Regions from separate parts of the Homo sapiens genome. Here regions 1, 2, 3, 5, 6 and 7 are each linked to region 4. The links are chromatin contacts, found by Hi-C or POLR2A ChIA-PET in ENCODE. All regions are on one chromosome and are shown on one strand. The core of a region is the stretch at or near the end of the contact, and the rest is flanking DNA. Distances in the headings are between cores, read along the strand shown. Region 1 has its middle 35 kb from the start of LINC02015. Region 2 overlaps LINC00578 (long intergenic non-protein coding RNA 578). Region 3 overlaps LINC00578 (long intergenic non-protein coding RNA 578). Region 4 overlaps LOC105374235 (a long non-coding RNA gene). Region 5 overlaps LINC00578 (long intergenic non-protein coding RNA 578). Region 6 has its middle 51 kb from the start of LINC00501. Region 7 overlaps LINC00578 (long intergenic non-protein coding RNA 578).

Region 1 (3,589 bases), core at 788-3,287, 540 kb before region 4:
GGGGTATTCTGGCTGGATGTATAGCATAAATGTAAGTATAAGGAAACTTCAAAAAACTGAAAATTAGATATTTTCTGTTAGAAAAAGGAGGAAGGAACAGTATTCTTTTTTTTTTTTTTTTTTTTTTTGAGACGGAGACTTGCTTTGTTGCCCAGGCTGGAGTGCAGTGGCTCGATCTCGGCTCACTGCAAGCTCCGCCTCCCGGGTTCACGCCATTCTCCTGCCTCAGCCTCCTGAGTAGCTGGGACTACAGGCGCCCACCACCACACCTGGCTAGTTTTTTGTATTTTTTTTTTAGTAGAGACGGGGTTTCACTGTGTTAGTCAGGATGGTCTCGATCTCCTGACCTCTTGATCTGCCCACCTCAACCTCCCCTGTATTTTTTAAAATGTCAATGACATTAAAAAAAGAAAAAAAAAAAGAAAGAAAGAAGGCTGCAGAAATGTCCCAGATTAAAGGAGACTAAAGAAAGATGACCAGTGCAATACCTGATTCTGCACTGAATCCTGTACTGGAGGAAAAAAATTATGATATAAAAGACATTTTTAGGCCAATTGGAAAAATTAGACTATGGACATAGTCTAGATTAAATAGATTGGATTAAAATTTTATGTTAATGTTAAGTTTCCTGAATTAGATAATTCTGCTGTGATTATGTAAGAGAATCTCTCTCAGGAAATACACATTGAATTATTTAAGGGTAAAGGGGCTTGATGTATTCAACTTCCATATGGCTTAGAAAAAACATATCATATATAATATCTTATGTATTTTAATATCTATTTATTAGATTATGTAATATGTGTTGTATAATATAAAATTTTATTTATGTAGATAGAGATGAGATGGAGAGTGCAAATGATAAAGCAAATAGGGTAAATATTAACAGATAAATCTGAGTAAATAGTATGTCAGTGTTCTTTGTACTATTCTTATTCTTGCCAATTTTTGTAAGTTTGAAATTATTTACAAGCAAAAGGCTTTTTAAAAAGGGAGTGAAAGAATGAGAGAGAGAGAGAGAGAGAGAGAGAGAATCTGTGTACCAGTGATGATTATTATAGTTCAAAATCTGACTATTTTACTAGCTGTGGGATCTTTAACAAGCTAATTGCTCTGTGCCTCAGTTTCCTTAACTGGAAAATTAAAATGATAGTACCTGCCCTATGGGGGCAGGTGTTTATCATAATTATGGTTCTAATTTTGTCTGTTGCCTAGGCTGGAGTGCAGTGGAACGATTTCGGCTCACTGCAGCCTTGACCTCCCAGGCTCCAGTGATCCTCTCACCTCAACCTCTGAAGTAGCTGGGACTACAGATGCTCACCACTACGCCTGGCTAATCTTTGCATTTTTTGTTGAGACAGGGTTTGCCATGTTGCCTGGGCTGGTCTGGAACTCCTGAGCTCAAGCAATTCACCCCAGCCTCTCAAAGTGCTGGGATTACAGGCATGCGCCACTGTGCCCAGCCCAGGCTGTTTATTATTGTTGACTCAAATGTCTTTATTTTGTTAAAGAGATACCTTAGCTGTGGGAGATAAATTAGGAACTAGGGTAAAGCTTGGGGTTTGAGGCACCTAGCAGGATCTGAGGCAGGTCTCTAGTTGACGACGGAATGTGCATGAGATACCGCTGGGAGGAGGATCATTCAGATCATTCATATCCCAAATTCAAAGATTTGGAGCTGCAGTCAGAGGCGATAGTGAAGAGTGAGCATGCATAAATACCCACTATGAATCCCGCAGAGCTGATGGTGACTCTGCTAATTATTCAGTAAGAGATTCTGAGACTCAGGAGCCTGGTGATTTTTCTAGAAAATAAAATTCAAGAGGACCAGAGTCTTTGGGTGAGGGGAGAGTGTTTCCCAATAATAAAAGCAGCAGCGAAAATAACAAATTTGATGCTTGGAAATAGGACAATTATAAATAAACCTGGTACAAGTTCTCCAAAAACAGAGATTGCCTTGTGAAAAATTCTGTCAGTTAGCAGGATGCTTAAATGACAGTATCAGGCAAGAGGAGAAGAATGTTGGCAGCGTGTGGGAGAGGTTGAAGGCCACTCCTGCCGTGCCTACGTTGGTTTCCTAATTTGGGTTGTTTCTCTCACAAGTTCCTTATTTGAAGACAGCTTGGACAGTGTTATGATTAGAAACATAATCCATTCCACATGTCCCTGGAAGCCTGAGAGGCCCAATTGCAAGGTTTTTAGGGATGAATGCCAAGGAGGCCCCCTGGAAATCTGTGACCCTGGAGCAAGTCACAGTTCATCTGGCCAGACTTGAATAGTGGCTCTTAGTGGGGGCCAGGGCAGGGTCTTGACAGACCTCCTTTACTTCTCCCCTCTGTTCTGATCTCCCTCATGACTGGGGGAGAGGGAGGAGGAGAAAGAGAGCTTGTTTGTGACCAAGGAGATGAGGCAGCAGGGAGGAGGGGCAGGTTTCTTGTGTCCTTTCTCTTTCTGCTGACTGCCCCGCTTCATCCCTGAACTTTTCAGCTGCTGTGTTATTTTTCTGCAATAGAACAACCCTAACCTCACCTCATCAGAGAGGTGTGCCGAGGAAGAGGCCCAGTCTTAAGCCGAAATTCGTCAGCTCTGCTACTTACTTGCTTAACCACTTTGAACCTGTTTTCTCAGCTGCAAAATGGGATAATTCCTTCCAGGGCCGTTGTGAGGGTTTTGAAAGGAGGTAATGTGCATTAAAAGTCTAGGACCAGGCCTGGCTTTGGAAGGTGCCCAGTGGATGGTCATCAGCATTATTCTGATTCTCGCCTGAGTAGAGGTGTGGCTCGCCCTCTCTAACTCAGTGTCTGGTGCTCCTAGGTCCTATCACAGCTCTGTAGTTATAAGTCCATCCTGAAAGTCCATCACCTGGATAGTATCTACTTACCCTTACCCCTTTTCTTTATGGCTTTAATGATACTAATGCTAAAACTTGCCTTTCCTTTAACCCTCTGGAATAGCAAGCCAAGCTGAACCTGCTCGTTTCTAACATAATTAATAGTCCGCATTTTGGTGGTAGGCCTCCGCTTAAATTATGTAGTTAAATCATACTCATACCTGATTTACACTTCTTGCTATAGCCATAGGAACAGCTTCACTTCTTTTTCTAGGAGTCAGACTGACCACTCCTGAGCCGATGAGAAACTCAAAGGTTTTTTCAGGGTTTATTACATCTGATGATTACGTATATATATATATATTCATTTTCAGATAAAACCAGATCTTGTTGAGATAGCTGTTTTCATGTTTCCCAGTTGAGCCTAAAGTCTTAATAGTTTGGGTGAATTATTTTTCATCTTCCTCTTACCCTATGCAACAATATGAAGCACTGTGAGTTTCTGTCTGATTTGAAATATGGATAAAATACCCTCTTATCAACTGCTAGTCAGAAGTGTAGCAACAAAAGAACTGGATTTAGAGTCAGAAGATCATTTGAGTCTTGGCTTCACCACTTACTAGTTCCACAATCTTAGTTGTAAATTCACCTCTCTGAGCCTCAATTTCATCTAGAAAATGGAGATAAAAATACCCTTGCCCATAGTAGTGTTGAGGATTAGAAATGGCAGCATAGAGGTGGCCATGGCAAACTGCAAAG
Region 2 (3,539 bases), core at 929-3,428, 800 kb before region 4:
AACCTTGCAGCCATCAAGCTATGCCTAAACAAGGGGCACCCCCATTCAGGAGAAAAAATGTCTTGGGCCTTTAAAGAAGAGGGAAAGGATTTCTTGGTTAGTCGGGAGCTTTACAGATTGATTTTCCCCCTCCATGATTGACATCTTCTTCTTGGAGACTTTGTGTGTTTTTTTGGTGAAGTCATTATGAGATGCTACACAGCTGCGATGTATGTTTAGAAGAGGCACTCTGCATTCAGTCCTACCGCCCTTCCCAATTGCCTATGAAACAAGAAAGTCTATTCATGTTGCTATCTGCTGTTTAAAGAACATTCATGTGTCTCAGGCTGGTGTAGTCCAAATATGATGCGGTAGGAAGGTGTTAGCAAAATTCAAGATCCTAAGGAGACATTTCTGGTGGGATAACAACAGTCTGACGAGGAGCTACATTTCCTGTCTTAGCATGATTTATATTGTTCCTTGCCCCCACGATGCGGAACAAGAATAACATTTTTACAAGAGACCTATATTTCTGCACAAAGAAGGGTGAGGGTGGGTGGCGTGAGAATCTCCTTGGTGATGCTTTGTCTGGAAATTCCTCCTTCTTATTTGGCAACTTAGAGAAACTGGGAGGCAGGGATGTTGAGAGAAATATGACAGGGTAAGACCATTTGGGGCCCAGCAGATGTGCTCAATTGAAGTAGGACATTGCAACCCATGAGGTCAGTGACCTTGTAGCTATGCAGCCAGGGCATAGTTCCCTAGAGAATGACAAAGGCTTGAGATCTGTCCTTTAAGGATGGATGGTCAAAGGTGAAATGCAGCCTGGAGAATCCAGACTGGGAGTGCCACAGGAAGGGAGCACTATGGGTCAGCAAGGCCTGGGAGACAATGTGCTTGCCTGGAACCGGAGCTCAGCACAGGTAGATGCAGTGTATAAAGTGCGAGAGACAATCAGAGGAGGTGTGAGTTTCCCTCGGAGGATAGCAAGGAGGGGCTCTTTCAGCAGTATAAAGCAATGTATGAACTGTACAGGCAAAGAGACAAAGACAGATGGAATATACAAAAATATAACCCGTAAATAGCAACAGTGGTGGCAGGAACAACTAGAACAGTCAGCTCCATGCATTGGAAACTGAGCTTAAATAAATTCGGAAGGAATAAACTATTAGAAACATGGACTCCAGAGAAAAGATGGTGCAAAAAAACCCAAAAAACCAAAACCAAAACAAAAAAACCCCCCACAGAATAGATTATGTCTTAGCTTTATAATAGAATACTATGAAGTCATTGTAAAGAATACATAGATTTATTTGCTTTCCTATGAATGTCAGATATATACTAAGTGAAAACATTATGTCCCAGACAGTGTACTCTGATCAATTTGTGGGAAAAAACTGTATATATACATAGGTATGTGCATGAATATGTTTGTGTTTATATGCATTTATGTCTGTAATATTTTTCTATGCATATTTACATGTATGTGATATATGGCACATTTTTAGAAGTTTTTGTAAATCTTCTAGTAGTTTTAGGAAACAATTCAGAGAGGGTCAAGTTGAGATGGGGGAAAGATTAGAAGAGAATATGAAAACAGAAACTTTAACTTTATCTCCTTGTACACCGTTGGCATTTTTTTCTTTTTACACTAAGTGTATATTACTTTAGTAATGATAACAATGATGATGACGATGGCAATGGGCAACAATAAATCACAAAGCAGAACTAGTGTGTATGTGGCAACTTTGTTTCTGTTCTCATTAAAGGAAGCTAGAATAATTTAACAATTGCTTAGTGAGTGACCAGTAATTCACCTAGCTGTGTGTTACTCATTGAAATGTGCTATAGAGGGGACAAAATTAAAATCTGAGGATACTTAGGTATGCTATACCGTGTTTTCATCCCTCAGTGAATCCTTTCATGTCCAAAGTTCTGAGTGTACCCTCTCAGTCAGCACAACCAGAAATTCTTTGGCTGAGCTGACACTGGCTAACCTTGCTGCCGCGATGCACGTGTCCAGGTCGGGCCTGTTGATTCCGGCTGGGGTGTCTCTAGTCACAGAGGTTCCGGCCACACAGCTGGTGCCAGAACAAGGGTCTGGCTCTTCTGTTAATCAGCCTTACTGAAATGAGCTGCAAACACAACCGAATGCTTGAGCTGACCTATGATCCTTCTGATTCAGGAATGTCTCATTTAATGCATCAACGGGCTTGAGTCTCCCCTTCCAGTGTGGGAGAACATGAACTACTTACATATCTTCTTAGGCCGGAAGGAGGGAGGCATTTCTCAAAAGCTATTCCTGAATGTCTTCCTCTTGTGATTTTAAGGGAGGAGGAGGCTTGTGGGGGTGGGGGATGGATAACATTCTTCAGTTTCTGGCTGGGATGCCAGCCCAAAAATCTTTTATTTTTTTTTTCTGCACCATATGGATACAGGAAAAATATAAAGGATGTGTTCTTTGCCCTTGAGGAATTTATAATCTGGTTGGGGGGCAGCCAAACTGCTGCTGGGTAGCCTCAGATCGGGTGCAGCATGAGCTGGTGAGAGGCCGTGTGTGCTGTCCCAGCAGGCCCCAGCTGTTCCCTTTTCTCGGGGTCTCGGCCTGAGCTCCGCCTGGGGCTGCAGGTCAGTGGGCTGCAGGCAGGCACTGTCTCATTTCTTTTGTTTCATAGCATTGGTTTTGGCCACAGTCAGGAATTTTTCAAACTAAAAGCTTCTGGTGAACAGTCTCTGGTTCAAGTTCACAAGCCACATCATTAATCATGAATAAATGGTTGTAGAACACCCTTTCTCTTGCCAGGGAAAATACAGAGAGTTATAAACACACAAACAAATAAACACACAGCGCCCCCAACTAGAAAATTGATACCTTCTGTGGCCAGGGCATTTTCAGAATTGGAAGACTTTAGACACCACCAGGTTAAGCCCTGTCATTTCAGTTTAGGGACAGAGAAGTAAAGGCCCATGTTCCATCGATGAGAGATAATCTATTAAATAGCCCATATTTTCTGACTCCTCAACCAGTATTTTTTCCCATGGTAGAATTTGAGAATGCCTGTTAATGTGGACTGAGTTCATGTCATTCCACTGTATGTAAAATGAGAGGAGATGAATTTCTAAGTGATAGCTTCGTTTTTACTTTTTGATTAGGTGACTACCTAAAGGCAACATGAGCAGTAAGAAAATAAAAGTTTTTTTTTTTGTTTCGAGACAGAGTCTTGCTCTGTCTCCAGGCTGGACTGCAGTGGCACGATCTCCACTCCCTGCAACCTCCGCCTCCCGGGTTCAAGTGATTCCCCTGCCTCCTGAGTAGCTGGGACTATAGGTGCGCGCCACCACACCTGGCTAATTTTTTGTATTTTAGTAGAGACAGGGTTTCACCATGTTGACCAGGATGGTCTTGATCTCCTGACCTTGTGATCTGCCCGACTTGGCCTCCCGAAGTGCTGGGATTACAGGAGTGAGCCACCATGCCCAGCCAAAAAATTTTTTTTTGAGAAGGAGTCTTACTCACTGTCACCTAGGTTGAAGTGCAGTGGAGACATTTCAGCTCACTG
Region 3 (3,503 bases), core at 377-2,876, 720 kb before region 4:
CACCTCTACAAGTATTGCTTATGATGACTGTTGTAAGCTCCTTGAGGTCAGTGGCGCTAGAATACAATTTCTCTTATTAAACCGTAGTGACTGATCCCTGTGTTATGTCGATGAATAATTAAAGTAGCAATGATTTTGTCTATATCTCTAGAGATGAGGACCAATCATAACCCCACCTCCAATTTGGAGATTATTCTCAACTGTATTTGCATCTTTATGTAAACCCCTCCTATTAGCTTCATCAAGAGGTTTTATCCCCTCCTCTTGGCTTTCAAACCAACATGAATTTTCAGCTGAATATAGGGCAGATTTGCTGTTCAGTGTCAACTTGCTTGAGGTGGGACTGGGAGCAATTCACTTGCTGAAGGAGACTACAGTGAAGTCTTCCAGAAACTCTGGGGAACTGGTCACATTCACAGGTCACAGGCTCTGACTCAGACGTGGCTTTGTCTAGGTTGTGGACTGCTGGAGTCTTTCCAGGAAGAGAACACCTTCCTTTTATCTTAAAACCATGCTGTGATTGCCCCAACATATTCCTGACTGCCCAAACCTTGTTAACTAGGCGAGCCAGATAGAATTTGAGTGCATGCTCATTAAGCATAGATGCTTGGATATACACATATACGTACAGCAAGGAGTCATGCCAGGAAAAGGTGCCAGACCCCAGTGCTGTGGAATTATACTGGATTTCTGTGGCAAAAGCATCATGGAAGACCCTTTTGCAAGGGAGTGGGCTTTGCCAGAGTTTTCATGCAGAGTCATAAGGATATTCCCTTTTAGCATTTGGCACCAGTTATTTTACACCAACTTGTGAAGCACAGTGCCAAGTTCTATTGCCTGGAATCTCCTTAAAGGTTTACTCAGATGTTGAAAGAAGCATCCAAAGTCATATTTTCTGTTGTTTATTCTTTTGCTTTTTTTTTCTCTTTGCAAATGAAAACCAGAGGTGTAAGTGTTCCATCCCAAAGGAGGAAGATTGTATCAAAAGCTATACCTCCTTCTGCTCACTCATACAACTCCCATGCACATCCCTTGGCTTTAATCACACAGCTTTCCACGCTGCTGACTATGCCAGGGCAACTCTGTTCTGCATGTCTGTATTGCTTCAGGGCACATTTCAGACCAGAACTGGATGGACTCACCTGGCTGGGTAATTTAGACATTTGTGGTTTGCAATGTTCCAGTGTGCTCCAAGCTATCCCAGCTTACTGGTTTCTTCCCAGGAAGTGGGAGAAGACTTTATCCATTTGTTTTCTGACAAGAGACATTATGGCCATAATTTAAGCAGTTTTCCAGAAGTTTGGCAGCAGAGGGTTACAATCTAGCAGGATTCGGTATTGCCTAAGCAAATTTGAATTTGTACTCTGGCTCACTCAGCCCATTTTAAACCCAGCAGCCTGGGGAGAATGAATCCTTATGAAATCAATGCGGTGGCTTCAGTTTCCTGTGGATGGCTTCCAGAAATGCTCCAGACATTGCTGAATGCTCTAGGTAGACTCTCAGTGCTTCGACCAAGGCACATTCAGACAAGCCTTTTTTGATTCACTACATATATTTCTGTTTAGAAGCGGCAAGGCTGAACTGATGACCCTGCAACGCGGTTTTGTTTCCCTCTCATTATCTATCTGGCTTCACAGGAAGTGAATGCTTGGCTGGTGAAGACAAAAAAGCTGTTCTCCAGCCTCATGCTTCATGGCTGGAACATAGCCAGTTTAGGCTTGTGAAGAGTCCATTAAAAACACACGGAGGCAGTTGAGGGATGGGATCTGTGTATGTACAGGTCTTTCAAACGTAGGCAGCCTATGTTTGGCTTATGGGGCTTGGAGGAGAGGCCTTCTTTGATGTGATTCTTGGATCACATATTGATTAAAAAAAAAACAACCAGAAGTCTAATACCCACTGTAATGCATCCAGCAGACAACCTCTTAGCATCTCTATAGAGACCTTTCCTCCTTTACTGGGTCACACTTAGGGCACATTTAGCTCTCAGATAACCTTAAATAACCCACAGTTCATTTCCTGTTGACTTCGTGTATCCTCTACTTCCTGAAAGGTTTTCTTCTTTTTTTTCAGTTGCCACTCATCGTTAATATGACATTCTCCAGGTCTTCTCCGCACTTCAGAATTCTCTTCTGGGCTTTTGAATGTTCTTGTTTTTTTGCTGAATTGTTTTTCCTGGGTTTTCATCTTCTCTTACCCTGTTCACAGTGGAGAGGGGACTACATTTCACCCCTGCTGTCTCAGAATGTTTCTCATGCTTAACATTCTATTTTCCTACTGACTTGGACAAATTGCATTATAACCTTTGATCTGGCACAGTTCAATCACATTTTGGCTGGAAATGTTTTACACATTAAAATGATGAAGGATGACTTTATTTGCCAGACAAAAGATGTTTAAAATGGAAAAAAAGAAAAAAAAAACTCAAAAAGGTCTTTCTGGAGCTACTGTATGAAAAAGACTCTTGAATATGTAAAAGCTTTTGGAACACAGAAGGGAGTCAGTTGCTTCACTTTAGAGTCAGTTTAGCAAAGGACGGATTTGTGGTGACTTGTCACGGCCTTGAGATTTTTGAAAGCAGGTCTCTCCAGAAAGCCTGTCCTTAAAGACAGAGTGGCTTCTTTCCCCTTTGGCTAAGACTGACTGCCAAATTTCACCAGGTTGCATACCCAATGGTGGAAAGTGCCAGCTTCTTGGCTTTGCATAGGCAAATTCCTACCTCCCTATTTTCTCTCCAGTCAATGCAGCAGTCTGTTTATGCTGTGCAGACGGATACCCACCAGACAGGGTTTTCTGAACCTACTAGTCTATTTAGGATCCAGTTTTTTTTTTTTTTTACAGTGCTGCAGCCTAATTAAGCTTGGCGATATCATTAAACTTCTATTCAATTCGATTACATTTTAGTTCAAATGTTATTGATGCCATCCACATGCCAGGACTGTGTTAGGCATTGGGGTGGGTGGCGAGAAATGGTCCATACCCTCACGAAACTTAGCGCCTAGCTTAATTTTCTCATATTTATCAATTTGATCCTGACGAACTAGGACACCAATATATAATGCTAAAGACTAGATTTCTTCCATCCATACTAGTTGAGTTGTATAACATGAGTGTCTTAAAAACAAATTCAGGGCCATCTATTTTGCAATTGGATATGTAAAATAATTTGTACTATGGCTATTGTGGGAAATAGGATTCAATTAATGACTTGTGGGAACACTTTGCCAATAATCATGTATGAGAGACTTTTCCCCAACTGGTGGAAGCAGAGGGGAGGGAGGAAGTGAGCTGATGACAGAATGTAAAAGCAGAGAGTACATTGAAAAACCCACTTCATATAATTAGTATAAAGTAAGGTAGAAGCAAAATAAAACAAAAAGTGCTATTCATTTTGGTCCCAGAAACCATTGTTGGTGAGGGCTATTAAGTAAGCATCCAACTTACTTCCTCTAGCTCGACTTCCAGAATGTAGTGATATTGGAAACTACCCTGTGGATTTTTTT
Region 4 (3,427 bases), core at 452-2,951:
GCATTCACCTATTTGGGTTATTCTCTACACAGAATAGAGTTTCATGACCCATGGCAGAATTTTATAACCGATTTAAGGAAGTTGTTCATCCCAAGAGGTCTTCTTTGCTTTGGGCTCCTTGATTCACATTTCTTGTAGCATGTGCTTACATCATCCTGGCTCGATTTAATAACCAATCAATGAAAAACTAGGCATGTCCCACAGATCAGCACTAGCAAGGATTTGCATCTTGCCTGCTTCACAGAAGTCAAAGTTCAGTTTATAAATTCATCATATAGGAATCTGAGTCCTGACAGCCAAGACAGAGTATAACCCCAGGAAGTAATTTATCTCCCCATCCCCACAGAGATGCTGTAGCTTCAATAACTGATAACAGAGCTGTGGGATAAGCAAGGCATTGGTCATAAATGGAATGTTCTAGTCTGGTGTTCCTCATTTAGGTGCTTTTTGACCTTTGGTGGCTTCTGACATCATGAAATGAGATACAGTCGCTACCTGCTAAGGGACAGAGTGAAGAGGGATGAGAGGAAGTCTCAGTGATTCTCTGCTCAGGTGATTTGCAATACCAGAAGCCAGAAACTGAACTTTCCCAGGAATCTCTCTCTCACCTGCCTGTTTGCTTGATACACCATTACAGCTGCTCCATTACAGTTGCTCAAGAAGAAATGGCTGAAATGGAGCTGTTGCCTCTAGCTGACCAGAATTGGAATGCTCATGTGACCATCTGACCTTTTCTGACAGATAAGACACAGTAATAAAAATAAGAATATGCTTCTCATGTCTGAGTGCGATATAATTTGCATAGCATTTTCAGACACATTTCTGAAGGAGATCCTCCCTGTAGCCCTGGGTGGGAATTGGAATTCGGATGAGGTTTTTCTTTTCCATTTATTTATTTTATTTTATTTTTAGATGACAGAACTTAAGCCCATTGTGCTTCTGCGATTTTCCCAGATTAACACAGGTATTAAGTGGTTGAGTCATTTCCAAGCATTTTTGCACAATTAGCTATTTGTCCTGTCCCTGTCTCCCTGTCCCCAAACCAAAGCAACTTATGTTTATTCAAATGAGGTAGAGATCTAGATGACCTTCCAGGACCCTTCCAATGACACGTATCAGTCACCATATTAATAGCAATATATCTCTCAGAACTAGCCCAAGGATTTAGTAGATTTCCAGATTACTTTGGAAGGAGCAATAATTATAGTCTTTTAGTTGGAACCAGAGAATCACACTCCAAGAAGATTATAAATGGTCATAACTTATATATTTATTTCACTCTGTTGTGCCAAGAGCTAGCAGCTTACAATCCAATAGGGAAGATAGATATTAAATGAAGAAGTACACAATGCCTTAATTCCTACAGTGCTATTTAAAGGATGACAATACTCCCCTGGATACCAGCTAATATATGTCAAACTTCTTATCAATAAACAAATCACAGATTGTTAAGAGAAAATCATGGCAGAAAATAAAGCCAGTTTTGTAGATCATGATTTTCTCTATTGTGGAGTTGATAGAAAAAAAAAAGAGAGTCTGTAAACTACAGAAAAAAAAATATAGCTGAAAAAGTAACCCTGTGGTCTTCTTGCTAGTCACCACTTAAGGAAGTAGAGATTTTTCCAGACCCTTCTGTCACTCTGGGCAGGTGACTGACTTATAACTCAGGTGTGCATTTGCCTGCTTAAATCTGCCTCAGTTCCAAACAGCTTGCCATGCTCTATATATAGAGATGACTTCACCCTCTGTTGGAATGCAGCAGCTGTTCAGCAGTGCACACTGATATGCTTCAGAGACTTAGGCCATATCTAATTGAGCACTTCAATACTGCAGAGATAGGCGCCTTGGAAATATTTAGATAAAATACCTTTGGCCAGATGGAAGCCGGCCAGGATACCAGCATAAAATCTTCATCTCACAGGACTGCTAGTGAGCCTTGGCGGGGGGCTCCATGGAGGGAGGTGGCATCAGGAGAGATGCCAGTCTGTCCTATCCACCCCCTGCACTGTAAACATGACACAAAGAATAGTAGGAAATAGGAGAAATCAGAATTTTGTTGCTTCCTCCTTCTCCCCTTGGCAGACCAAACACAGCCTACCCTCTGTGAAAACAATCTGAATGTTAATGGTGCCTCCATGTCAGGAAGCTTCCCAGTTGTAATATTCCCCCACAGGACTGTCCCTTCCCCTAGAGGCCAGATTGCCAGCCCTGGAAATTGGTTGGCAGGTATAGAATCAATGGTACTTTTTAAACATTTATTTGCCTAGGATTCATTGCTAATCTTGCTAGGAGAAGCAACCAGCTATCACAGTTGGCTGGGAACTGGCCAGAAAGCACTTCTGGCTTTGCTACCCATGGTCCACATGACTCCAGCAAGCCTGTGTTGTGCTGGATCTCACTTTTCCCATCTGTAAACTTTAGAGATTGGCAGATTTAACTTCAATTTCTCTTCCAGCTCTAAAAGAACCTGTGTGTGTCTTTCACGACACAACTCCCTCTCCCATTCTTTTTTCTTAGAAGAAAAAGAAAAAAAAAGAAAAAACATTAGCAGATGATAATGAAAACATCTTGCATTTGCATGTAATCTATTGTTTAGATAAATATATCCACCTTTAAGCCAAAGTAAGTGCTATTATTTTCATTTAGAAGAATCAACAGAAACACAGAGAAAATGAGTGGTTTGCCCAAATCAAGCAATTAGAAAGTACATTTGAACTGGGTCTCTGTCTTATCAATGATGAAGGGATCATTTACACAGTAATGCAATTGCCTATCTGGATGTGTCATTTATATGGACTCAGAAAAAATATCGAGGTTAGGAATAATAAGTATCTAGCTTTGGGTCTTATCTATGCTTGGATTTAGGGGTTTGGAAATAAAACACACAGTCTGGCCCTCCAGGTTCACAGTGCAGTAGGGGCACTGGCCTAGTTAACCAATGCTTGCCTGCCATACAATGTGGTAAAACACTGAATAGGACATCAAATTTATACTTGGAGCTTTAGAGGGCTGAAGTCAGGGGAGGCTTTGCAGAAATGTGTATGTGCTACCCAGGCAGAAAAGGATAGTGGAGCAGGGGGCAGACAGTGAAGAAAGTGCTAGGGAGGTTCTACAAACAAATAGTGTGTGAGTGACTGGAGTTTAGAATGCTTGTCATAAATACTGGGCCTTTCACATAGCAAGATACACAACAATCGAATATTTGAACATCCAGGTGGAAAAGTTTATTGGCAGCTGGATATGAGAGTCTGACGCTCAGGGTTGAGGATGAGGTGTAAATACAAAAGCCATTGAGCCTCAATTTTTTATTGCATTTTTCTCTCTCCATTTCGAATATTTTAGTTTCTCTGAAGTGACTGAAAACACAGCAGTGCAAATGACAACCATTTCTAGACAGAGTCACTAGGGTGTCTGCAGTTTGAAGAAA
Region 5 (3,552 bases), core at 821-3,320, 710 kb before region 4:
AAGCTTTTCATAGCTCTCTGCTTGCCAACATTATGAGATGCAAACTCTTCAGGTTGGAATAAAATCTCCCAACCTTTGCGTCATTCACTAATGCTGAGTTCTCTTCCCACACGTCCATGGATACTCACACTTCATATCTTCCAACTGCACAAGTTGTGTTTGTCTTCATTTGTTCCCGGAATCCCCCCTTCTGAATAGATGCTGCTGACTGTCCTCGTTCCACCCTTCTTTCACATAGTTAGCTGTGGAAGTCTTACTCATCTGCAAGGACTAGGTCAAGCCTGATTCATTGAAGACCACTCTTCTCAACTTCTTTGTGCAGAAGGGCCAATTTCCTTTTCTCTCTTCCTTCCTTTTCCCTTTTTTTTTTTTTTTTTTGAAAATTTCCAATCTGCTCACAGACATACAAAGCACAAAGCACAAGTTGTAATTTTTTATTATGAGATTCAGCAGGTAGAATTTCTACTTTGTCAATTGCTGTAAGAGTTTCTAAATAAATACTCTCAATTTCTGAACTTATTTCATATGGAGTAATAATGAGAGCTGGCTCTTGGATCATATTTTGAGTATCTTTTGTCAGATACTCTCAGGTGAATTAGTCTCCCTGTTACCTGCATTCACACAGAACTGTCTATACTTTTACCATGGCAAATTGTATTAGAGCTGTTTAGGTTGCTCTGCCTGTTCCATTTTAAACTTTAGGAGGACAAGAGCTTTTTTGAGTCTGTCTCCCTCATCTTGGCCCCTCTGGGCCTATTTGCCAATGAAAGGGGTTTAGTCAATGTTGGATTTTCAGCACTGTTCCCAGGAGGTGTCAGGAGCAGGAGGATTCAGAATCATTTTGCCATAGTGGTAGCCTTCAAGGAGTTTATAGTAATGTTAAATAGAAGATTAATGTTAAAAGAGAAACTTTAGCAGATTAAACCTTTAAAGAGTTTATTTGGGCAGACAGCAATTCATGAATTGGACAGCTCTAGACTGGAAGTGGTTCAGGGCTTCAGCAGAGGTGGTTGATGGAAAAGCTTTTACAGGGTGAATGAGAAAGCAGAGCAAAGAAATTATTTGATTGGTTGAAGTTTGGAAAATTGCCCTATTTGGACTATCTTGGTGGGAAGTTCAAGACAATAATCAATGCCCAGTTGGCTATGTGATTGGTTGAGCTTAAGTTTCATTTCTTTTAAATTAGCCTCTTGCATGAAATGAGGCTGAGCTAGGTTTTAGTTTCCTTAGGTAGGAACCCAGGGTTCCTGTCTAATGGCTTCTCATTTTATTATTTCAATGTTAACTTGCATAAATATATAGCAGATAGTACACAACAAATAATTGCTGAAGTTTGTGATACATCTTATGAAAATGTAGGTAGAAAATAAGGTGCCCAGTGAATGCTGGGCCAGACTTAGATTTCAGTCTATAACTTGAGAGAGACCTTCCCATTGAAGATGGCAGCCCTAAGTGGTTGTTTATATGGACAATGTACTCTGTGCTTTAGTTTGCTCCTCTTTCAATTGAGGGGTTCAATTAAGGGATCCCCTTAATTTCCATGGCCATATGATTCAGAAGTGTCAACAATGGAATAATCTACTATGTATATAGTTTGTAGAAAATAGTTAGAATGCACATATTTTTTCATCTTTTTTTTCCCAACCTGCCTAGGTGAAAATCTAACTTGGACATACTTCTTTATAGCAACATCTCTATAGATACAAATGACAATTTAGATCCAATTTATCACTTACTCATGTTAACTAATGTTCACTCCAGTCAGCTATATTGAAAATATTAAAATAATTAAACAAATTTCTGGGAGTTTGTGATAATGGGATTTGACTGGTTCTTCCTTTGGTATTTTCTGTGATGTTTCTCCTTCATTTTATTGCCAAAGTCAGAGGGATTGTTATAGTATAGGCCTGAAGCCTGCTTTCAGGATCTGTGCAGAACCAACCAACCAAGAGAGCCTTTTATTTTGTCCCCCAGTTGACCTCCTTCCAGATATGCTGAGTCCATTTCCCTGAAATGACTGAGCGGGGAGAGGTAACTGCAGCTGTGTTTGGATACCTTCTTTCTCTCCCTTGGCTCCAGCCCAGGGAAACGCACACACTCTTTCACAATCACACAAACCACTTCATTATCATATTTTTGAGGATGTTGGCCAGGGGAAAGGGCAGACCAGTCAGTAGGCTGGAAAGTTAGAAATGTGTGTGTTTATTTTTCCCTCCCCTCTCCACTGTGCTATTGGAACTGGTATAGAAAGGGAATAGTCATTCACAGTTGCCCCTTTTCAGGAGGGTGAAGTTCAGAGGAAGAAATGTTTGCATAGACATTTGATAATCATAATAAAAAGACCATTAGAAGCTCATTGATTAAACAGTTACTGCAGATTTCAACTACAACTTAGAACTGTTTTTTTTGTTTTTGTTTTTGTTTTTTTTTTTTTTTTAGACAAGGTCTCTCTCTGTTTCCTAAACTGAGTGCAGTGGCATGATCATGGCTCATTGCAGCCTCAACCTCCTGGCCTCTTGGGCTCAAGCAATCCTCCTACCTCAGCTTCCCGAGTAGCTGGAAGCACAAGCATGTGCTACCATGCCTGGCTAATTTTTTAATTTTTTGTAGAGATGGGAGTCTCCCTATGTTGCCCAGGCTGGTCTTGAACTACTGGGCTCAAATGATCCTTCTGCCTCGGTCTCCCAAAATGTTGGGATTTATAGGCATGAGCCACTGCACCTCACTAGATACTTAGGTACTTTGGAAAGAGGAGCCCAGATGGGCAAATGTATTAAGGGTTTGTCATTTATGATTGGCACTAGAGCTGTATCACATAGTGTGGAAGAAAATTAAATTAATTCTCTCCCTGTAAATGTGCTTTGTAAAATTTTAATGTGCTATGTAAATAAGTTGGTAATGTTTTCAATGCATAAAGCTGTAGCTTAGATTCAATGAATGTTTATTTTTAACTTATGAAGTGAGATTGTAGCTCATTTTATGAAAGAGGCTAACAAACCTTTGGATGTATAAATTCTGATATATCTATTGAACAAGGTATATGTTTTATTCAATGATCCGATATTGGTGACCTACTATGTGAAAATTACTTGAATAATGATAGTGAATACTTTTATGATACTATGGTTTACATGCTGTTCTTACATGGCATTAATTTATTTTGCCTCTATGAATACTATCGGTTATCACCTCCTGCAGATGAGGAAACAAAGGTATGGTTGTCTTTGACTTGGTTTTAGCGATGGAATTATAGGTTTCAAAAAATAGCATGGGAGTGCAGAGGGAAATCTAGGAGGCAGGATCTGAGTTGTGAACATTAGGAAGTTGCTAGACAAATGCTACGGTTTGAACGTGTCCCCCAAAAGTTCATGTGTTGGAAATGTAATCTCAATGCAACAGTCTTGGAAGGTGGGGCCTCACAGGAGGTAATTAGGTCAGGAGGGCTCTATCCTCATGAATGGCTTAATATTGTTATTGCAGGAGTGGATTAGTTATTGCGAGAGTGGGTTTGTCGTAAAAGCAAGTTCTGCTGCATCACTGTCTTGCTCTTTC
Region 6 (3,494 bases), core at 358-2,857, 970 kb before region 4:
GCAAATTGAGTTTGTTCCTCTAAGTTTCCCTCTAATCCTCATACAGTCAAATGAGTGTCATAATTCTAAATATTTCAGCTTAATTTACGACAGTGTCCTTACTCATGATTCAAGACAGACTGGGGCCACATATAGGATCGCTGTGGCCTTTTCTTTTCTCTTTTCTTTTCTTTCTTTCTTTTCTTTTCTTTCTTTTTTTTTTTTTTTTTTTTGAGACAGAGTCTTGCTCTGTCGCCCTGGCTGGATTGCAGTGGTGCTATCTCGGCTCACTGCAAACTCCGCCTCCCGGGTTCACGCCATTCTCCTGCCTCAGCCTCCCAAGTAGCTGGGACTACAGACGGCCACAAGCACGCCCAGCTAATTTTTTGTATTTTTAGTAGAGATGGGGTTTCACCGTGTTAGCCAGGATGGTCTCGATCTCCTGACCTCGTGATCCGCCTGCCTTGGCCTCCCAAAGTGCTGGGATTACAGGCATGAGCCACCGCGCCCGGCCGCTGTGGCCTTTTCTTAGCCTAGGAAATCTGTACTGGGAGATCTGCCAGTTTCCTTGGCCTTAATCTTCTTCAGTTCTAACAAATGTTCCCATAGTGACAAGTTGTATTAGAGTTGACGTGGGCTGCTTTCTTCCCATTCTATTCTGTTCTATTCCATGTATCTATTTATTTATTCTGTTTTACATTTAAATCTCATAGTGCTAAAGCAAACTTCTCTTCTGAGAATGCCTATTAGGCAGTTAGAGAACTGACCAAGTGACTAAATATAACTTTAAGACCTGACTTTGCTTGAGCTCTTCACCGGTTATTTAAATCTATTTAGAATTTAGCTATTTGGTTCATCTGATGGGTTGACAATTGACTTAATAATAGTTATCCTTTGTCATAGGATTCTTCTTTTTCATGAAGTATTCTGAGAGTGAAATTGGGGATAATAGGGCACTTGAGAATGGGGTTAGGGAACTGTAGATACCTGCAAATTTGCAAAATGCTGACAAACAAAAGAATGCAAACTAAAAAAGAATGGAGGCGATTTAGAAAGTTACATTTCTTTGACTCAAAGATAAGGCTTTACCAAGGAAAGCAGAAGGGTGGAATGGTTTCCTGTTTAAGTACTGGCTGAATAGGGTAGTCTGTGTGCCGTTTGTGAGAATGTTTCCTAACAGGAGGAAGTCTGCAACGCACTGCAAAACCTAACCTGATCATACAGTATTTGATACCCTCGGACACAAATCCAGGCCTAGCCAAACCTCAGCGTAACTTTGGCTCCCAGCCAGTTTGATTCCTGTAATATTATTCAGTGTGAAACGCCATCGACCAATTTTATTATTTTTAGAGAATAGGACGTGAACTGATAGCCAAATGGTAAATAAAACCCCACTCCCCCATCCAGTTTGTTGTGTACTGGGAAGCACTGGGTGTGCTGAAGAAACGACAAACAGCAGGGGTTTGATTCTTAAAACGTTCCTGTACTCTAGGTTTTTGTGTCATTGTTGTTGTGTTCCTTATTTCCTTTTTGCCATCAATGGTGGCAGTTATTGGATAGGCCTTGGCCAGCGCTCCAGGGCTGCTGCTTTGCCCAGTGACTGTATCTTTCCTGTTAGCATGCTGATCATACTTGGAAACTATGAGTCAGTGAAATGCAGCCGCTAGCAGTGGGGGTGGGTAGATTACTAGGGAAAGTGCAGCCAAGACTTCCTGTACCAACTCAGGGCCATTATCTTTGGGGGAAGGTAGGAACTCACTATGGCAATAGGAACACCTACATTCACCTGGCATTTGCTGTGTACTACATTGATTTAGGGAGGGTATAGGGGCACAAATTAAAAAAAAAAAAAAAAGAAAGAATTAAACCTTCTTTTGTAGACACCAGGGTGGAGCTTTGAGAGTCATGTTATAATATCCCTGTTATTGACACCTTCAACTTGCTATTAGTTGCTGAGACTCATTAACTATTCACATTTGTCTGCCCTCATTCAACTCCTAGCAACTGCAGTTACAGTCCTATTTAAAATAATAGAGTAAGATTGGTAACATTACTGATTTAACAGGAAATTAGAAGACTTACATTCATAGAGCTTAGGTAATTGACACCAACAGCACTTTTCTTGTAATTTATGCACTATGATTGATTTCATTCCCCTGCTAGCCCTAAAAGAATCTCTGAAGCATATTCAGCCATCAGATTACTGTGCAAAGGAATTAAATGAGTATTACCCTGCTATCTATTTCAGAGCTGGTAAAAAGTTTCTAAGTGGTTTGGAGCTCAGGAGTCAGTCTAAAATTATAATGCTATTATAAAAGAGTTCAGCTTTAGAGCATTTCTTTGTAAGTGACAACTGTGGATTCACATGAAAAGGGCTTATTACTGAAAACGAGGACAAAACTACAAGTAGGTCATTTGTTTATGATTTTAAGCGTATTTTTTTGTAAGCTATATATGTATTCCCCGGCTTACCCTAAAATACACTCACTAACCTATAACAGTTGTGTTATAAATGATCCATTTCCAGATGTTTATTTAGTGTGGTATTTGGATCATAATATATCGCCACGCTTCATGCTTCTCACCCTCCACAATATAATTAACAATGCTGAGTGCAAGAAGTCTGATAAATGAGGAGGAAATATATTATTTAAGCCATGTATTCTACTCTGGAAATTTCATGAAACACTGGCAAAGAAGAGGTAGTAAATCTACAATGTTCAAATAAATCATTATTATTATTATTATTATTATTATTATTTTATTTTGCTATTTATTGAGCAGAGTAGGCATGGTCTGGGATCTACCTGCTTATTTCTCTAGTTTCATGTTCTCTTTTGTGGGGCTGGGTCTAAGGAAACCAGTCTACACCCATAGGATTCTAGGACTCTGGGGCTCCTTGCACACAGCTCACAAGGGGACATGCCCAGAAATGGCCAGGCTCCAGGTATCCTAGGAGGAACTGACCTAAGGTAAGTCCAGTTGTTGACCTAAGGCAGTAACAGGTGTTGGGTAAAGTGCTCCTGCAAAATATTTTTAATATTACAAAGAAGCAGAATAAAGATATGACAGCCATGTGTGAAAAAGTAAAATTCTGTGAAGATTAAGACAAGAGTAGGTTTAAGTACTTTCTTAGTTGCTATTCTGGGTAAAAATTCAGCTGACAGACTAGGATGAAAGCCTAGGTACGTCAATGATTCTTTGGATTCTTCTCAGTTAACTCAGTGCTTTCTTCATGTCAGTCTTCCACTCAGAGGTCATTGTCTTTTGTTTGTTTGTTTAACTTTAACAAAGTTTATACTTCGTATTTAGGAAAAAAATCAATCCTAAAGGGCTACTTTCAACATGGCGATATACATTATTTCAGTTAAATTCTTCGAACAACCATAATATCTATTGTATACACACACATTATCTTTGCTAATAACAGCAATGCAATGAATAACTACAATAGTGATTTAGCATCAGCTCATGTTTATATAGCACTGCACCAGCACATGCATCTATTTTTTTTC
Region 7 (3,314 bases), core at 300-2,799, 600 kb before region 4:
CAAATATCTTGAGAGCTGGTTTTTCCAGCTTTTTATTTGTTTCAGGTGGGAAGATAAAATGGATCTATGTTATTTTATCTTTGCTGGAATGCATAGTGTTAATATAGTATATTGTGTTATAGACATAAAGCTACTTCATGCATGCTATTTTTCCCTAGAATGCATAAAGAGGACTCCCTTCTGTAAGCAAAACTAGTTAGCATCAGCATACAACAGATGAATTTAGACATCTGCAAAAATAACTCTATCTTAGAGGACTGTTAGTAAATAAGTTATTGAAGAAGGCTTAGGGAATATGCGGGTCCAATTAAGATTACCATAGTATATCTTCAGAAATTATAGGTAACTAAAGAAACTGCAGTATGATCAATGGAGATGTAACTTGTCTATCTGAAGTAATTTTGAATCGTATTTCTTTATCTATGATGCCTGCCTTCTACCCTAGATTTTTAAGCTCCTTCATGACAAAGGCATAACTCTATTGTCTTTGTTTTAAAACCAACTTCTAGCATGGGGCATAGGAATGTTTTAAATGCTCTCCTAGATGATTCTGATATGCCTACATGTTGACTATAATACTAGTTGAAGAGATATTTATTATTAGAGACACTGCAAACTGTAGCAATATATTTTTTTCATTCAGCAATTATTTACTGAAGGCTTTCTATGTACCAAGCACTAAACAGGTAACCAAAAAGTATGGAATAAATATAATATACAGCCACTTTTCTCAGAATGCTTACTATCTAGTCGAGGAAACAAACATACCTAAAACAATTGGGACCAAACACAAGCTGTGTATACTTAGCTCCTGAATGGAGTGGAGTAATTATATATTATATAAACATTCAGTGAAGTGGAATCAGTTCAGGCTTGCTTGAGTAGACAAGGCAGATTTTCTCAGAATAATTTTTTCTTTTTTCAAATATAATATTCTGGATGTTTAAGAACATTCTTACTTGCTAGATCCAGGTCTCTTTGTCCTCATTTTTGAGATGAATTAGTGGAGAATATGAAAACTAGTTTATTCAGAACACTTGGTGTTAAATATTTCTAACGGTGTTTCAATAATAAATTTACCATCCTCGTCAATGTCTGGAAGTTCTCTTCTTGGCAATTAATTTTTTTCAGCCAAAAGAGCATATCTGATAGCATTATTATTATTTTACTAAATATGAAAATATGAGGGATATCTTACATTTAAAACTAATTGCTTAAAGTGTTTTTTTGAGACATGTAACTTTTTAATACGCTTTTAAGGGGTTTTTGCTATCTATCTATCTATCTATCTATCTATCTATCTATCTATCTATGTATCTATCTATCTATGTATCTACCTACCTATCCATCTATCTATCTGTCAGAAAACCAAGAAATAATTTTGTTTGGGGTAGTAACAGTTAAAGACCAAATAGCGTTCCAGATCAGAAATGTAAGCCAATCTCTCTTCCTGCCCGTATTATCCACTTCCTTCCTGAAATATCATTTGTAAGGCCTGTACACTTGCTCAACGGCCCTTGCCTTCTCTGGCAACTGTAGCTGGAGGACTTTTAAAATAGAAGCAGGGCGCAGCACGTCTTGTCCAAGGAACAGCAGTGTCTGCACTTAGTGCTTGATGCCCCAAGCAGCTGTCTAAGTTGCTTGCCCCCAAACTGCCTTTGGATAGAAGTAAACAAAAGTGGATATCCAATGGAGCATATTTAAAACTGACCTCTGAGGCTATTTTAAGCAGATTGTAATTTTGCAAAAGGCATGGCCCTATTCCAAATGTTTATTTAGTGTTGAACAGTCTCCAATTGGCTGGTTGCTCCACTTTTTTGATGGTGTTAAAGACATTAAGAAAGATGCCAATAATAGATGCTGGATTTGCACTCGACCAGGGGCCCAGCAATTCATTTTGTTGAGTGCCAGATGAAACATTCACTTCAGGGAGAGAGAGGCAAGTAAATCTGGTGATATGGAAACTGGTTTTTATGGCAACCACTATTACCTCCACCCCTCACACCCCAACAGGAAACTCGTTTTGTGAAGATCTTTCCTATGGCCTTCTAAGTTCCTGCCAACATAATTCTTTTTCATAGAATAAATACTATGTGCAAAGCAGTTGGCTAAATTTTAGCATATAGCCTCCTTGTGTCCTTATAACAACTGTAAGAAGCAGATAATATTCCTCTCAATTTAGAGATGAGGAAACTGCAGTGCAGAGGCCTCCAACTATGAGGTTGAAATGAAGATATGACCCAAGGTCTCTTGGGTTCCAGAAGTTGCTTTCATTTTATTTCATGAAATATCCATGTGAATAGAATTCCCCTTCCTCCATGTATGTATTTGTGATGCAGTAATTCTTTTTCTATCTACTTATCCCTGATATGAATTTTGGCACCAGGATGTGACAAAATGAGTACCTGGGGTTGAATCTTATATTTTTTAAAGCAAACGGTAGCAATTTATTGTGCAAAAGGAAGAGCCCTTCTGAAGAATGTACATGTGAATATATTTCCCTATGTGTATTTAGAACAAAAAAAACCTCAACAACAACAACACCACCACCACCCCAAAAAAACCAAACCCTGGCTTTGCATATCATTTCGCCTTAATCCACTTGCCTTTGTGCTCCAAATGTCAATTTGCTTCTAGAAAAAACTTCTCCAAATAGAACCTTGGATTGAAAGAGCCATGGGTTAAATTACTGGCACAGTTGACTACTAAAATTAGTCCCTGTGTGGAGAAGGAAGATTTCTCCAGCCTTGCTCCTTAACCCAGTTTTGTCTAACTTCCTCTTCTCCTCTTCCCTTTTTATCTAAGGTGGTTGGGTCTCTTTCCCTGAGGGAAGTGAATAGTCATTTCTGACACAGCTCCCTGGCCCTTCTGTCCCTAATATCTAGAGCTACCTCCAAAGGCAAATTATTGTAAATGAAAATACCAAGTGTTCCTGTACTTACAAGTCACATCCTTCTCTCTGTAGTCATCTTGGAATTACTTTTACAGCCACAAAGTTCTGCCTCAATGCAAATCTTTTCCTCTCAGCAGCACTTTTAGTAACTTGAAGAATCGCTGAAGGTAGAGAGACATTTTAGGAGATCTAGATTCTAATTAACTTTTCCTCTAATTAACTCTGTCTTCATTCCTTTGTGAATGCAACGGAGACTCTTGAAGATAAAGAGACATGAGGAGGATGGCAGCAGCCCAAGTCCAAGAAGCTCACAGACTCCTCTTTTACAGGATTGTAAAGGAAAAAATCATCATAGGAATATGGGCAGTGTGAGGGAGAAGGGGAGAAGTGATTTTTTAAAAAGGTAAACTGGGTGTTGTCT

Evidence for each region. Hi-C counts contacts between places; a loop is a spot of excess contacts on that map. ChIA-PET counts read pairs that join two places held with the same protein, here RNA polymerase II (POLR2A). Pooled maps may share reads with other maps.
Region 1: a loop to region 4 is called in a map of heart right ventricle, with 2.7 times the contacts of the local background. The contact joins two enhancer-like sites. A Hi-C loop is called at or near these places in 12 of 168 maps with a recorded cell type or tissue (A673, IMR-90, PC-3 and 7 more) and 10 of 50 pooled maps.
Region 2: a loop to region 4 is called in a pooled map, with 2.0 times the contacts of the local background. The contact joins two enhancer-like sites. A Hi-C loop is called at or near these places in 4 of 168 maps with a recorded cell type or tissue (Caco-2, Calu3, PC-3 and 1 more) and 6 of 50 pooled maps.
Region 3: a map of MCF 10A shows a loop between it and region 4 (2.7-fold over the local background). The contact joins two enhancer-like sites. A Hi-C loop is called at or near these places in 3 of 168 maps with a recorded cell type or tissue (MCF 10A, PC-9 and cardiac septum) and 5 of 50 pooled maps. POLR2A ChIA-PET finds 5 or more read pairs at or near these places in 1 of 52 experiments (BJ).
Region 5: a loop to region 4 is called in a map of endothelial cell of umbilical vein, with 2.4 times the contacts of the local background. The contact joins two enhancer-like sites. A Hi-C loop is called at or near these places in 4 of 168 maps with a recorded cell type or tissue (IMR-90, PC-3, PC-9 and 1 more) and 4 of 50 pooled maps.
Region 6: a map of heart left ventricle shows a loop between it and region 4 (2.7-fold over the local background). The contact joins two enhancer-like sites. A Hi-C loop is called at or near these places in 4 of 168 maps with a recorded cell type or tissue (aorta, cardiac septum, heart left ventricle and 1 more) and 4 of 50 pooled maps.
Region 7: a map of heart left ventricle shows a loop between it and region 4 (2.8-fold over the local background). The contact joins two enhancer-like sites. A Hi-C loop is called at or near these places in 3 of 168 maps with a recorded cell type or tissue (Right ventricle myocardium inferior, heart left ventricle and heart right ventricle) and 4 of 50 pooled maps.

Annotation. Positions count from the first base shown.
Region 1 is chr3:177,779,699-177,783,287 of GRCh38, forward strand. No RefSeq gene overlaps it. Among named protein-coding and RNA genes, the nearest start is that of LINC02015, 35 kb to the right of the region's middle. Within about 2 kb of position 2,038, at least 14 of the 41 ENCODE cell types and tissues checked have a DNase peak (open chromatin) inside an H3K27ac peak, as active enhancers do; they include heart right ventricle, where a contact is called at or near this core.
Region 2 is chr3:177,514,258-177,517,796 of GRCh38, forward strand. The region is part of intron 1 of LINC00578 (long intergenic non-protein coding RNA 578); the gene reads left to right. Among named protein-coding and RNA genes, the nearest start is that of LINC00578, 74 kb to the left of the region's middle. RefSeq lists an enhancer at 2,288-3,052. Within about 2 kb of position 2,179, at least 15 of the 41 ENCODE cell types and tissues checked have a DNase peak (open chromatin) inside an H3K27ac peak, as active enhancers do; they include thyroid gland, where a contact is called at or near this core.
Region 3 is chr3:177,596,010-177,599,512 of GRCh38, forward strand. All of the region lies in intron 2 of LINC00578 (long intergenic non-protein coding RNA 578), which reads left to right. Among named protein-coding and RNA genes, the nearest start is that of LINC00578, 160 kb to the left of the region's middle. Within about 2 kb of position 1,627, at least 28 of the 41 ENCODE cell types and tissues checked have a DNase peak (open chromatin) inside an H3K27ac peak, as active enhancers do.
Region 4 is chr3:178,318,815-178,322,241 of GRCh38, forward strand. All of the region lies in intron 2 of LOC105374235 (a long non-coding RNA gene), which reads right to left. Among named protein-coding and RNA genes, the nearest start is that of LINC01014, 99 kb to the right of the region's middle. RefSeq lists a silencer at 1,153-1,353. Within about 2 kb of position 1,702, at least 6 of the 41 ENCODE cell types and tissues checked have a DNase peak (open chromatin) inside an H3K27ac peak, as active enhancers do; they include heart right ventricle and thyroid gland, where a contact is called at or near this core.
Region 5 is chr3:177,613,126-177,616,677 of GRCh38, forward strand. The region is part of intron 2 of LINC00578 (long intergenic non-protein coding RNA 578); the gene reads left to right. Among named protein-coding and RNA genes, the nearest start is that of LINC00578, 170 kb to the left of the region's middle. Within about 2 kb of position 2,071, at least 9 of the 41 ENCODE cell types and tissues checked have a DNase peak (open chromatin) inside an H3K27ac peak, as active enhancers do.
Region 6 is chr3:177,344,189-177,347,682 of GRCh38, forward strand. No RefSeq gene overlaps it. Among named protein-coding and RNA genes, the nearest start is that of LINC00501, 51 kb to the left of the region's middle. RefSeq lists enhancers at 343-862, 1,383-1,900. Within about 2 kb of position 1,608, at least 34 of the 41 ENCODE cell types and tissues checked have a DNase peak (open chromatin) inside an H3K27ac peak, as active enhancers do.
Region 7 is chr3:177,722,587-177,725,900 of GRCh38, forward strand. The region is part of intron 3 of LINC00578 (long intergenic non-protein coding RNA 578); the gene reads left to right. Among named protein-coding and RNA genes, the nearest start is that of LINC02015, 93 kb to the right of the region's middle. Within about 2 kb of position 1,550, at least 21 of the 41 ENCODE cell types and tissues checked have a DNase peak (open chromatin) inside an H3K27ac peak, as active enhancers do; they include heart right ventricle, where a contact is called at or near this core.